Regions from separate parts of the Mus musculus genome. Here region 1 is linked to region 2. Evidence: chromatin contacts called from ENCODE Hi-C or POLR2A ChIA-PET data. All regions are on one chromosome and are shown on one strand. The core of a region is the stretch at or near the end of the contact, and the rest is flanking DNA. Distances in the headings are between cores, read along the strand shown. Region 1 holds the start of Stk24 (serine/threonine kinase 24). Region 2 holds the start of Ipo5 (importin 5).

Region 1 (6,555 bases), core at 1,926-4,425, 470 kb before region 2:
TTATAACCCCAAGTTTTGTATTGTACACTTCCAAAATTAGAATCTAGTGACACTGGTCTGTAGGATGGCATTAGGGAAGCACCCAGGGTCCAGTGTTTGCATGCCCAAGCCTGTACTGTAGGCTTGACATGTAGTTGTTATTTAAAACAGGTATGAGTGAATGTGTGAATGAACGAATGAATGAATGAATATAATTAGCCATTGGGCAGGATCTGATTCTGCACTTTTGTCCTGTCAATCATCTTTGCTCTGGGAAAACAAGGAAAGGAGGGATCAACTGGCCTAGGAATGTTGGGTAATACCAATAAAGGATGCAGCCGAACCAGTAACTCCTGTGTGACTTCCTCTCTTTCCACAGGCACAGTACTCAACACGGTCTAAGAAGTAAAGTTCACCCAGTGAGGGAACAAGAAGGGTAAGAGGAAGGAGAGAGCTTCAGTCAGCGAGGGAACAAGAAGGGTACGAGGAAGGAGAGAGCCAGCTCCCAAAAGCCAGTCGCGGTGTCCGGATAACTCAGTTCCTGTTGGAAGTGACAAGTTCTGATCCTCATCTGTGTTGGGGTACAAAAGGAGATGTTGTGTTAGGGTATAAAAGGAGATACTGATTAGCTTTGTAAATTATGTCATGTTGCACTTCAGTCTCTGTGGCCTCGATACTGAAAATTAGCTCAACAAAGCCAGTTACAAGTTTTCTGTAGTTTATTGGTCAAAGAACAGTTCTCCAACACTTCTGATTGTCCCCTTTCTCTTCGTCCTCAGTCATGCTATTGGTTTGACTGTGCTGATCCTAAGCACACATTTTAGCATGGTGTCTTCATAGGTGGAGGTTAGCAGAGACTGAAGAAACCATTTTTAAGTCCAGGAATAATAATCACTGCTAAATCCTGGTGTATAGCTGGACTTTTTTTTCTGTGCATAGATGTATAATTCCAGTAGCTTGTGATCAGTCTACCCTTTTTATTTTTTATTTACCTATTTATTATTTTTGGTCTCACCTAGCCCAGATTGGTCTGTATCTCAGTATGTAGGAGAAACTGGCCTTGAACTCCTGATTTTCCTGTTTCTACCTCCTAGTGTTAGGACTTCAGATTACATATTATTGTTTTGTATCCTATATTTTCCTGACACTATGTAATAAAACTATCTTTCTACATTACTGCATTAGTTACATCTCCCTAGCTGCTGTGACAAAGCACCAGGACAAAGGCAGCTTTTATAACAAAGTATCTATTTGGGTGAATTGCTCCAGAGGGTCTAGAGTCAGTGGTGGCAGGGGAGCTTGGCAGGCATGACAGCAGCATAGGAAGTTGATTGCTCAGGTCTTGAACCATAAGCACCAAGCATAGAGAAGAGCACTGGGCAAGGCTTTGAAACATCAAAGCTCACCATCACTCCCACCAGGAATTCTTCCTCCAGCAAGGCTGGGTTGCTTATACCTCCCCAAATAGCACTCACCCACTGGGGAGCAAGTGTTCAGATACATGAGCCTCTGAGGGACATTATCACAATTACTAAACATGACCTACTAAAATATCTTTTCTTCTTTTTTTTTTTTGGGGGGGGGGTCATGTTCTTTAGAAAGTGTCTCCCTGTATAACCCTGGTTGTCCTGGAACTATATAGACCAGGCTGGCCTTGAACTCACAGAGATCTGCCCGCTTCTGCCTCCCAAATGCTGGGGTTAAAGGCTTGTGCCACCACACCTGGTGAAGTAGTAGTAGTAAGAAAGTACTCTTTATGTAATCAGACATTTCCAAGGCTGAAAGTCGCTGCCTCTTGGTAGAGACTCCTGTATTTCTGGTCATTCTTTCATGTTATTCTAGGTAGAATTTGAGGTTGAATAATATATGCCTTTTCAAGATTCATGGTCTTGATCATTTTCCCTTGTATTCATTAAGTACTCCATTTTTTTTTCTTTTCTTTTTAGGTTTCTTCTGCTTAGGGAACACATAAACTCTTGGTTATATGGGTTCATACTTTTAATGTTTTCAGTTTACTCTTTAGAAGTGGCAACGCATCTCAGTCAGGTGACCAGGAGTAATCATGCAAGCCTTCTAATACATCTTAGCATCCTGGAGGTCTCCTAGGCTAGGTTTCCAAAGGGTATTCGGCTTACTTTAACTTCTGATGCAGGACCCAGAGGGAGCCTGTGTTCTTGGAATACAAGGACACCTCAGAGAATAATCTCTTCTCTACCTTAGTCGAGGATTTATGCGTCCTCTATTTCTGAACTCTTGGGGACTCATTTTGTATGGTTAACCTTGCACAGCTGTGGGGCAAAGCGGGCACTCCTGAATGAGGCCTCAGGGTCCCTATGGCGAGAGACACAGCGATTCTGACTCTTAGACCACTTCCTATTTGCCACTTGTAAATAAAGTACTTCCTGGAACCGCATGGATTCACTCCATCCTTCCTTGTTTGCTGCAGAAGCGGCAGCTTAGGAGGAGGGCAGAGCTGGTGCCCAGAGAGGGCCTACGGCCTTAGGAGCAGTGAAGCGAGGGGAGGGCTGGGTAAGAGTCGGGACGCGGTTTCCTTCTATTGTCTTCCCTTCCTCCAGCACCCCTCCGCACCCCACTTTTCCCTTCTTGTGCGCAGCGCAGAGATGGCGGGGCCCAGCCCTTCCTCTGTCCAGCTAAGTTTCCACAGCCGGCGGCCCAGGCGAGGCTGAGTTCAGTACCCAAGGCAGTGCACACAAACCGCCCTCTCTACCCTTGGGGTTTCTTCCTTGATCTGGCTGGAAACTTCGTACAGTGAGGACGCTCCGGCCGGGGCTTTTGGAATAGGCCCCAGGCTAGGCCCCTCTGGGGACACCCCGAGTGCAGACTCTGGCCTCTGGAGGGCCAGGGCGGGTGGAGAGGGAAGGGTAGGAGTGGGCGGTGCTCTTCGCTCCCCCAAACTCAGCTCTCTTCCGCGCGCGAGGCCCACCCCGCGGTTCCGAAGGACCCCGGCGCACAGCACCCGAGAGCGCCCGCCTGCCCGCCGGGCCCCGGGGACCCCGCCTGCGCGCCCGCAGGGAGGCGCGACTGCGGCCTAGGGCGCCCGGCGGCTCCTCCCCTCCCCCTCCCCCTCCCGGAAGCGCGGGGCGGGGTCCCCGGCCGGGCCGCGGGGGCGGGCGCGGGGGCCGGGCCGGGGCGGGGCGCGGCGGACTGTGCGCGCCCACTCGGCTCCAGGCGGCCAGCGCTCGCGGGCCCAGGCCGCCCGGCTCGACCTGAGCACCGCGGCGGCGCAGCGACGGGATCCCTGGAGAAGCAGCCGCAGTCTCGAGACGTCCCCCGCGCCCCCCACTGCCCGCCCCAGGCTCAGTGTATGGGGCCGCGGCCCGCCAACCTTCGTTGAGACCGTCCCCGGGGTGCGGTGGCCTCGGGCTCCAGAGCCCGCCCCGCCACCCGAGGGCTGCGCGCGGCCCCGGGCCTGCTCGCCGCGCGGCTCCGCGCGTCCCGGGCCAGGAAGTGGCGGCGCCGAGCGCCATGGCCCACTCCCCGGTGCAGTCGGGCCTGCCGGGCATGCAGGTAGGTTGGGGTGGCCCGGTCGGGCTGCGGCCAGGGCGGAAGCGGGCAACTTGGCGGTGTCAACACGCCCCCCCTCCCCCCAACCAGCCGGGCCCGCTTCTCCGGGATCTTCGCCGACTCGGGCGGCGGGGATCTCGGGTGTATGCACGTGGAGGGGCTTTGGGGTCTGCGGCCTGGGGCCGAGGTGGGGTGCAGGAGCTTTGCGCTCCCCAAGTCCGACGCGCAGGCCGAGCGCCCATCCCGGGCAGGAGTCTGAACTAGTGTCCTTGGAGGCCCCGCTTTGGTGCCTGGGCCCTATGTGGGCCTGGGACAGGGATAGCGGCACTCTGGGGTCCGTCCTCAGTTAGCAAAAGTCCCTCCCCAGACCCCTCAAGCGGGAGACCCGAGCGCAGGGCGGGAGCGCGCCCCGGCTGGTCACAGTCCGGGCGGGCCGCAGGGCGGGGTGCAGGAAGATGTAACCTCGCATCGGAGCCTGTAGTTCTGGTGCGGAAAGTGCGAGGTTGCAAACTCGGGAGGCGGAACCCACACCTCCGCGAGCGCCCTGGTGTGCAGAGCCCAGGTTCATCCCTCGGGTGCCAGGACTCCGCTGCTGGACTTTCACTTTGAGACCGGTTGGCATCCAGAGGAACTGTGTGCTAGCGGGCTTCTTGGTGCACACTTTGTATCTTCTTAGCCTGCCAGTGACTTTTTCTTCGGAGGGGAAGGGGGCGGTGAGGGGACGGAGTTGAATTTCAAGTTTATATGGATGCACGAACTTTTTTTTTGCTATTGAGGATGGTTTTCTGCACTTTGAAAAACAATCACTTGTCTGTTCAAACTTGTAAAGTTTGTGAGCGTATATAATAAATACAGACATAATGATTGCGATTAAGATAGCAAGACCAGTCAAAGTTTTGCTTTCCCAAGGAAGTGAACGGAAGAGTTTTGCTTAAAAAAAAACAAACAAAAATCAACAACAACAAAAAAAAAACAAAACACCTCAGAATATCCAAGGTTATCAGTTTATAGATGCAGCAGGCGCCTTCTCTCTGGCTTCAGGGTTGAGCCGCATGGACCTTGCTTGCCTCTTACTGCTTCTGCCACTTCTGAAAATAGTTCCTATCCCTCTTTTCTTCTTCTTTTTTCTTTCCATACCACGTAAGGAAAATGGTTTTCTTGGCCCCGGTTTTGAACTCTGGAAAAATAGGAATTCAAAGTTACCACTTCAGTGGCCACTAGAACTTGAGTCATTTTTAAGGGATAATAAAGTTGGAATTGAGAAGTGTCACTGGAAAAGTGCTCTCAAAGTATTCCTGAGTCTCACCTTGCCTGCGTTCTAAAACTTGATGGTGCTGGCCGCTAGTTGAAAGTCACCCCAGGCCTCCTGCAACTCTTGCCTTGGTTTGACTTCAGAGACAAGACATCAGGGTCAACTGGGTGACAGTTTCTTACCTGTGGCCAGAAGGACCTCGTGGCACATTTCTTCACGTTTTCTTCATTCTGGCTGCTATAGTGATTTACCTGGCTCCACCCTGAAGCCTCTTCACTAGCCCCAACCTTTGTAAAAGAAAGTGTTTGAAAAGATACTTAATGTGGCAGTGTGTGGGGTCAGTACCAAGTGGTTCCCAGCTGGATTCTGCTTCTGTTTGTTTTAAAGAATGGGCCAAAAAATCTTCATTTTGGGAAAAAGAAAAATTCAATAACTTTACCCAAAAAGTGTATTTCATACGTGTTCTTGAAAGGAAGATGTTTTAATTTTGCTTTTTGGTGTGAAGACGATAACCTTTTTTTACTAGTATTAATTTTTTTTGTCTGTTCTGGTTCCTCAGAGGAGGAAAAGTGGCTTCCCACAGTCGTACCCGCCCCTGTGTATGTCTTCAAACCATATGATACATTTTTGGTGTATTATTGGAGACTGTTCCTTCCTTCCCTTCCCTCCAGAAAAGAAAAACCAGCGCGTTTATTTTCAACTTGGAGTCAGGAGCTGCAGCTCCCTGGGAGCTGTTTTGAGGATTACATGAAAGGCAGATCTGGCCTTGACTCTTTCTAGGGTAAAACTGGAGAGGAAGAGAGAGGCATTCCCTATTGCTGCTGTGCTTATGAACTCCCTGTCCGTCCTGGCTCGGGTTTAGGAGGAACTGGGTTAGTTTGACAAGTCGGGTGTGGTAGTGGCTGTCTTCAATCCCAACGCTCAGGAGGTGGAGGCCTCCTGGATCTCTGTCAGTTCAAGGCCAGCCTGGGTTATCTTAGAGAGTTCAAGGCCAGCCTGGGTTATCTTAGAGAGTTCTAGGCCAGCCAAGGTTAATGCTGAGACACTGTCTCAGAAGAAGTGCACAAAGTTTGGCAAGGCAGAAGTGCAGATTCAGACAGCCCGAGGGAAAAAAAAGCAGAATTCAGGAATGCTTTAGAATAAAGACTTTATGGCCTGTAATCACTTTATATCTGTTGACTATTACTGGTACTGATGAAGAGAAGATACCGTTTTATAGCTTTGTGAATGAGAGAGTATTTGAACGGACCAAGGTAAGGTAGCATTTTAGATGACATACAGTGATTAGAACCCAGGTCTTCGCCCTGCCTTTGCAAATAATATATATCATTTTGTTTTAGATTGTGTTTGCTGAAGAAAGAAATATAAGATGAATGATTTTTTCACTCAGTGGCTGTGATTGATTGACGACTCTAATGATCTTTGGTGAGGAGTTGAAGGCTGTATACCTGACTGTTTTGATGAGGTTTTCTAAGGATTTTCTTTCCTCTTTGGGTTATTTTGTAGTCTGTGAGAGAACTAGAAAGTAAGACCCGGCCAGGTGCCTTTAGTCCCAGGACACAGAGCCAGGCAGATCTCGGAGTTCGAGGATAGCCTGGTTGGTCTTTGGAGTGTAGCTGTCTTGAAAAAACACGTTCTGAGCTGACTGCAGTAGATGAGTGTGGCTGTTATGTCCTTCCTGCCTTCTTCAGGAACATTCACTGTTTTGCCATGTTGGTTCCAGTGAAAAAAGTTTAGTTGGAGGTGGGAGGGACCTATCTAGTGCTTTGAATTTCCATTAAATCATGGAGCAAAAGAAT
Region 2 (6,561 bases), core at 2,186-4,685:
GAGGTCCTGAGTTTAATTCCCAGCAACCACATGGTGGCTCACAGCCATCTCTAATGGGATCCGATGCTCTCTTCTGGTGTGTATGAAGACAACTACTCACATACATAAAATAAAAAATAATAATAATAAAAAAGAAAATTCAGGCTGGAGAGATGGCTCAGTGGCTAAGAGCACTTACTACTACTCTTCCTAAAGTCCTGAGTTCAAATCCCAGCAACCACATGGTGGCTCACAACCATCTGTAATGAGATCTGATGCCCTCTTCTGAAACATTTAAAGACGGCTACAGTGTATTACATATAATTAATAAACATCAGATAAAATTGTCCAGTTATGGATACTATATGCCTTTAAAATGCTTGTCAATTATTTATTTAGCTCCTTATTGGGGTTAATTATTGTATCCAATACATGAACATTCAAAATCATTTTCTTTCCTTTCCTTCCCTCCCTGTTTTGAAGTAGGGTTTCTTTACTCAGCCCTGGCTGGCAGGCCTGGAACTTACTAGATTAGGCTGGCTCTGAACTCAAGAGACCCTTCTGACTTGGCTTCCCCAGCGCTGGAATTAAAGATATGCCCAACTCAAAATCATTTCCTTAAATACGAGAAACATTTTCTGTAAAGTTAGAAAGGCCTTGTAGATTTGAAGAAGAAAAAAAGTATTAAATGGTCTGAATAAATGAGCCGGGCGTGGTGGCCCACACTTTTAATCCCAGTACTTGGGAGGCAGAGGCAGGCGGATTTCTGAGTTCGAGGCTAGCCTGGTCTACAGTGTGAATTCCAGGAAAGCCAGGGCTACACAGAGAAACCCTGTCTCAAACCTCTCCCCCACCCCCAAATAAAAGGAGAAACATTTTAGAAAATTTAAGTCTTTAGACCACTTCAACAAAATGTAACAATGTATGTTGTAACAATGTGAGTTACACTGTTCACCTCCTTGTAAGAGCAACAGTGACCTTAGCCAGGACCCTGTAGACTAAGTATTTTTATTTTGGCTGAATAAATTTACAAATATATTCTCGGAGCCCATGCCAATTGTTCAGCTTCAATAAAGTATTTTCATAGTTGTTTCATCTGACTTAGTATGTCCTCTTGTTTGGGTTACTTATAAATCTCCCCAAACAAATTGAGGAGCTTTTGTGCCTTTTTTTTTTTTTTTTGGCGTTTTTCTAGGAAGTTTTATTTACAACTTACTATTATACCATATGGTATCAAGGACCACCCTGACCCCGAATTTGCTCTTTTGCCAAGTTAAGAAAATTCAGTGTCGCAGTACTCACTTTCTATATACATTCTCAGGACATATTAAGGAAAAACGTAGTACCTAAATATCTCCACTAGGAATAGAGACAAAGAGTACTTATTTCCGATTGTTCTTTATGAGAAAATGCGCTGAATGCTACTAACGATCCCTAAAGGGATGTAAGAGATAAAAAGATTTACAACAGGCACCAAATTGGAATTCAAGCTGAACCGGACACTGGTATTTAGTTCAATAGAAGAGCGATTCCCCACCAGGCTTGACAATAGACTTAAGCAACTGGAGGGGAGGGGGAGAATTAAACTAGCTTACTAATTACAAAGCAGTTCTGCTCTGCAACACATGGAAATTTCTATTATAGGGTGGGATTAAGAACTTGCTTTGGTTTAAAAAAATTACCTCGAGTTTGCACAAAGTATCAAAATGTTTAGGCATCATCATATCCTAAGTGGAAACTGTTGCAAGTTTACTTTTACGCATACTTTTACATACATATACTACCTTCGTCCAGACAAGTATACACGTTATTTCTATGTGCAGTACTCTTGGACCGCACTAAAAGTATCGGATTACTCACTCACAGGGAGATGCACCTATCTATATAATGTATGGTCTTCTGGGTGACAATGTGAAAGAAACTGAGGGAAAATTCAATTTGCAGAACTATGTATACTATAAATCCACCCAGGTAACATAATGTATACACGAATGCTTTTAAAGATACGTTTTCAAGGAAGGCTCATGAAATAAACGTGGAGAGTGGATTAAGAATTGTACCCTTTGAATTTCCCCCTATACACTGCATATTACTTGAATAAGGCGGGCATGGGAACTGGTGCGCTCAGGAAACTTGGCTGGGGGACTGCCACAGGTTTGAAGGGCCTGTGTAAACTAGAGAGCCAAACATCGCTATCTCCCCTCCCCCCAAAATTAAAAGCACCATTAAGAAGGACATAGTTTAAAGCACCATTTCACACAGAAGTTAAGTCTCCAACTTCTTTACTTACTAAAATCTAAGTGTGGCCAGATTATCCATTCTACTCAAAGCGAAATTAGCAACTGTTTTAAAAGACAGCTCCCAACTTTAGGTCGGTAAGTACAAGACATGTCAACGTCACTAGCTATATATAAAAGACATCTTTGCTTTGTAAGTAAAGCTATTCACACATCCTCAGAGTCTCCTAAAAAACTTCAGACCCATGGGTCGTAAGGAGCTCCACGTATCAACTTTCCTAGAAATTACCTCACAAAAATCTGAGCTTCAACACTAACAATGTATCTTCCGTCTTCTAGTGAGCTAATAATATTATTGCTAGCTTGCAAATGGGCTTATAACTGTATCTGAAATGGAACCCTTGATCTAAGACTGATTGAGAACGATCTGTGTTATATGAAAAAGAGATGGCACTGGCCCAGTTAGACAGCCACAGCCCCCAGTATATCCCGTTTATAAGCCCAAATCTCTAGAGATCAAACAAGATTCGAAGGAAGAAGAGCAGAGCGAGGTGGTCAAGCAGGGATCCCTCAAAGGCAACTTCACACGATCTTGAAGGGACCGGCGTGTGCAGTTCCTTTTAGAAACCAGAAAGGGGCTCGGGGGAAAGACGCCGTAAGGCAGCGACAGGCAGGACACGCGTTCTCCCTGAGCTGGGATGGGGAAGGGAGCGGCTGGGGTGGTGGGGGAAGCGGGACGGGTCAGGAGCTGCCGGGGTCTGGCCGCCCGCGAGGGCTGGCGGGCCACGCGGGGAGGGAGAGCAGGGCTGGGGTGCAGGGCCCGCGGGCGGGGCGCGTCAGGCGCGGTGGCACGTGTGCGCGGGTCGGCGGCGAGGCAACCGGCGCCGCCGCCGCTGCACGGGCCGGAAGGGCCGGGGCCGGGCGGGAGGCGCGCACGTGGGCTGCGGGGCCGCTGTCCGCCAGCCGGGCCGACCCGCGCCGCTCGGCCGGCCGGCCGACGAGCGCCCAGGGCCAGCCGGCCGGCCGCGGAGGAGAAGGATCGGCGCGCCGGGGCCGCCGATTCGCTTACCTCCGCCTGTTTCCGGACCACATTGTCGGGGCTGAGCAGGTTTCCCAGGAGCAGGTAGAACTGTTGCTGCTCCGCCGCGGCCGCCGCCATTGCGCTAGGCGTGAGAGAGAGAAGGAGGGAGCTGTGAGGCGCGCTGGCGGGCCGGCGGGAGGGTTGGGGGCGGGCCCAGCGCGGCGACCGGCACCAGCGGCGGCGCGGGGATGAGGGGCCGGGCGAGAAGGGCGGGGCCGAGGGGGCCGAGGGAGGACGGGGCGGGGCCTCGCGCCCTCTCACCCGGCCGCGGCCGCCGACGCCGGCGTCCCATTGGCTCGCGGCGCGGGGGGCGTGCCCGAGGCCGCCCCCCCTCGAGGGCCACGCCGATTGGTCACGCACCCTGCGGTGTCGTCACTCCAGCGCGCGCCGGGAGGCGGGGCTGGCGGGCGTGTGTGGCGGCCAGAGGGCCGCTGTTAGGACGAGGTTGGGGTTCCCGGGGCGCGGGTTGGGAGGAGCCGATCCGGCTGGGCCGCCGCGAGGGGCGTGAGGCCGGGCCCGGAGGAGGGGCCAGCTCCTGAGCGCGGGAGATTTCGGCGCCGCGGGCTGGCTGGACTCCCTTTCCCTGCCGCCCGCCGCGTAGCCGCGCCTTAGGGCTTTGGGGCCCCGGGACCCCCCTCCCTAACCCCATCCCAATCCCCCCAGCAGCGAGCACACACGCATACACACACCCGCCTCTGCAGACCCCTCCATCTGTCTGGCCCTGTGGTGTCGTGTCGTCCCCCTCAGCCTGTGACTCAGGCGGTCCCTACCCTCCTCTGTCCTGTGACTCACGTCCAGGGACTGTCCCGGAAGAGGGGTTGCTCATCACGGACTCTTCCCCCCTGCACCTCTCCGTCCCGGATCAAATCACGCACGCTCCCCACCCGGGAACTGCCACCCATCCTGGTGTTTGGAGCTTCCTTGCTCTCTAAGGATGGGAGAAGTCATGAGCCACTCCCTAACGTGGTCGATCCATTGATAGTTGATGCGTGCCAGCATGGAGGGGACCAGAGGCTGCCTCCCTCTCACCTCCTAAACTCTAGTGCTTAAACACCAGCGTTGGCCCATCTTTCTATCTGGGACTGCCTAAACAGGAGAGAGCAGAGCTCAAACTGAAACACTTTGAGAATCATGTCCTATTCAGAATCATGTCTAATGTCCACAGACTCAAATGCTCATATCAAAAGAAAAAAATAATGTATGAAATGGTCCTACACTGAAAAAAAAAAAAAAACAATGTGGCCCAAGAATGAAAGAGCATCCCCAGTTGGAAACTAGTTCTACAAAATAGATGCGCTGGCCTCCAGAAAAGCAGAACGTAATCAGGGTTGCAGCTACACCTATAGAGGGGAGACCTTTCTCCACAATTCAGATTCTGTTGTAAAAATCTTGACTGGCTCTCAGCTCCCAAGTTTATCCCAGCTCCTGTTTGCCCAGACTCAGTTAAAAGCCTACTGTGTGTCCAAAGCATTGCCCAAGTTGAGGATGACAGCAGGTGAAAAGGGGGATGTATGTCTTGTGTCAAAAGGACTCGACTACTTCCTAAGGAATAGGTTTCCACAGCCTGAGGCCTGTAACTACAGCTCAGCAGCTCATGGGATTTATGTTGAAGTTTTTTATTTCTTGTTGGCAATTGTGCATTTTGAAAGTATTAAATATTTTCTCTTGGGTGATTTTAAAGGTTGGTCTTACATCATCCATGGTCAGGTCATGCAAAATCTGGCCAGAAGCCCTGGGATCACGTGGAATTGTGGGAACCAGTCCCGGTTTCTACAGTGGCATTTAGTTGATTTGTGGAGAAAGTCACCCCCTCTACTATTAGCTGCCACACTGGCGGGATTCTTTCTCTACAGGAGGCCAGCAAAGCTATTGTGTAGAACTGATTTCCTACCTTGAATTCATTCTTTGGCCACATTTGTTTTCTTCAAGGTCAGACCATTTCCGACATTAGTTTGGAGTCGATTTTTTTTTTTTTTAATTTTGATGTGTGTGTGTGTGTGTGTGTGTGTGTGTGTGTGTGTATGAGAGAGAGAGAGAAAGAGGGGTAGGACATGAATTACTCATTCAGAGTTCTTAAATTGGGGAATTACATACTAACAAATTTATTTATTTATTTATTTTTGGCTTTTCGAGACATGGTTTCTCTGTGTAGCCCTGGCTGTGCTGGAACTCACTCTGTAGACCAGGCTGGCCTTGAACTCAGAAATCCACCTGCCTCTGCCTCACAAATGCTGGGATTAAAGGCATACGCCACTGCGCCTGGGTAACCAATTTTTAATTAACTAGGTAACAGTGAAATAAGACAAATTACCTAGAGGCTTGCAAATATATATAGTCGTAGCTAAAACTATAGATTTTCCCACAAATCAGATTCTGTTATAAAAATCTTGGCTGGCTCTCGACTCCAAGTGTTTATCCCAGTGCCTTTCCCCAGACTCTGCTGAGAGCCGAATCTATACATTGCATATATGCAGGGTTGGGGGATGTAGATGAGTGGTAGAGTGTTTCCCTAGCATGCATGAGGTCCTGGGCTTGACAGCACTGCTAAGAGGAAGCCTGAAGATTCGTGCCTGTAAGCACAGCACTCAGGATGTGGAAGCAGGATGATCAGGAATTCAAGATCAAGCTCTCCCTTGGCTGCATAAAGATGAGAGCAGTCTGGGCTACATGAGGCTTTGACTAAAACAACAAACAAATATTTATGGATGATTATTAAACAATAAACACCTCAGCATAAGTTTGTGCACCAAGAGCTCTATGGGAGTAGTAGTTGTTTTATTAGTTTCTGTTTCCTTCGATTGTTTTGTGGGTCTCACTGTCTACCTCTGGATGGGCTTGAAATCACAGAGCCTCTCCTCCTCCTTCTCCCCAAGCGCTAGGATGAAAGGCGTGTGCCTATTGATGACTCAATGCGTTCAAAAGGAGATGTGCTTTTAGTTTAAAAATGTAAAATGTGCATAGAATTTTAAAGACAATGAGACATTAACATTTTATATTGACAACAAGTAGAAAGAGTATATTGGGTTAAAGTCTACTAATGAAATTAACTATGTTATATATAACATAGTTAAAATTTTTAGCTGTTTCTCTTATTAAAGTATGGCTAGTTAGAAACAAAAATAACATGTAAAAACACATATTTTACTTCTATTGGATAGTGCTTTGCTAAAGAATAAAATAAGGGGCTAACACAGTTGCACTGTATAGTTGGTCATTTAAACTAGGTATTGACTTAAAGGGATATGAATCAGTTACCTACAGTGT

What was found. Hi-C counts contacts between places; a loop is a spot of excess contacts on that map. ChIA-PET counts read pairs that join two places held with the same protein, here RNA polymerase II (POLR2A).
Region 1: a loop to region 2 is called in a map of heart, with 5 times the contacts of the local background. The contact joins the promoter of Stk24 here to the promoter of Ipo5 in region 2. A Hi-C loop is called at or near these places in 1 of 37 maps with a recorded cell type or tissue (heart). POLR2A ChIA-PET finds 5 or more read pairs at or near these places in 1 of 5 experiments (embryonic stem cell).

What each region holds. Positions count from the first base shown.
Region 1 is chr14:121,375,850-121,382,404 of GRCm38, reverse strand. It overlaps Stk24 (serine/threonine kinase 24), which reads left to right and starts at 3,175. Exons shown (of 11, transcript NM_145465.2): 1 at 3,175-3,507. The coding sequence starts at 3,466.
Region 2 is chr14:120,908,068-120,914,628 of GRCm38, reverse strand. It overlaps Ipo5 (importin 5), which reads right to left and starts at 3,435. Exons shown (of 26, transcript NM_023579.4): 1 at 3,286-3,435. The coding sequence starts at 3,375.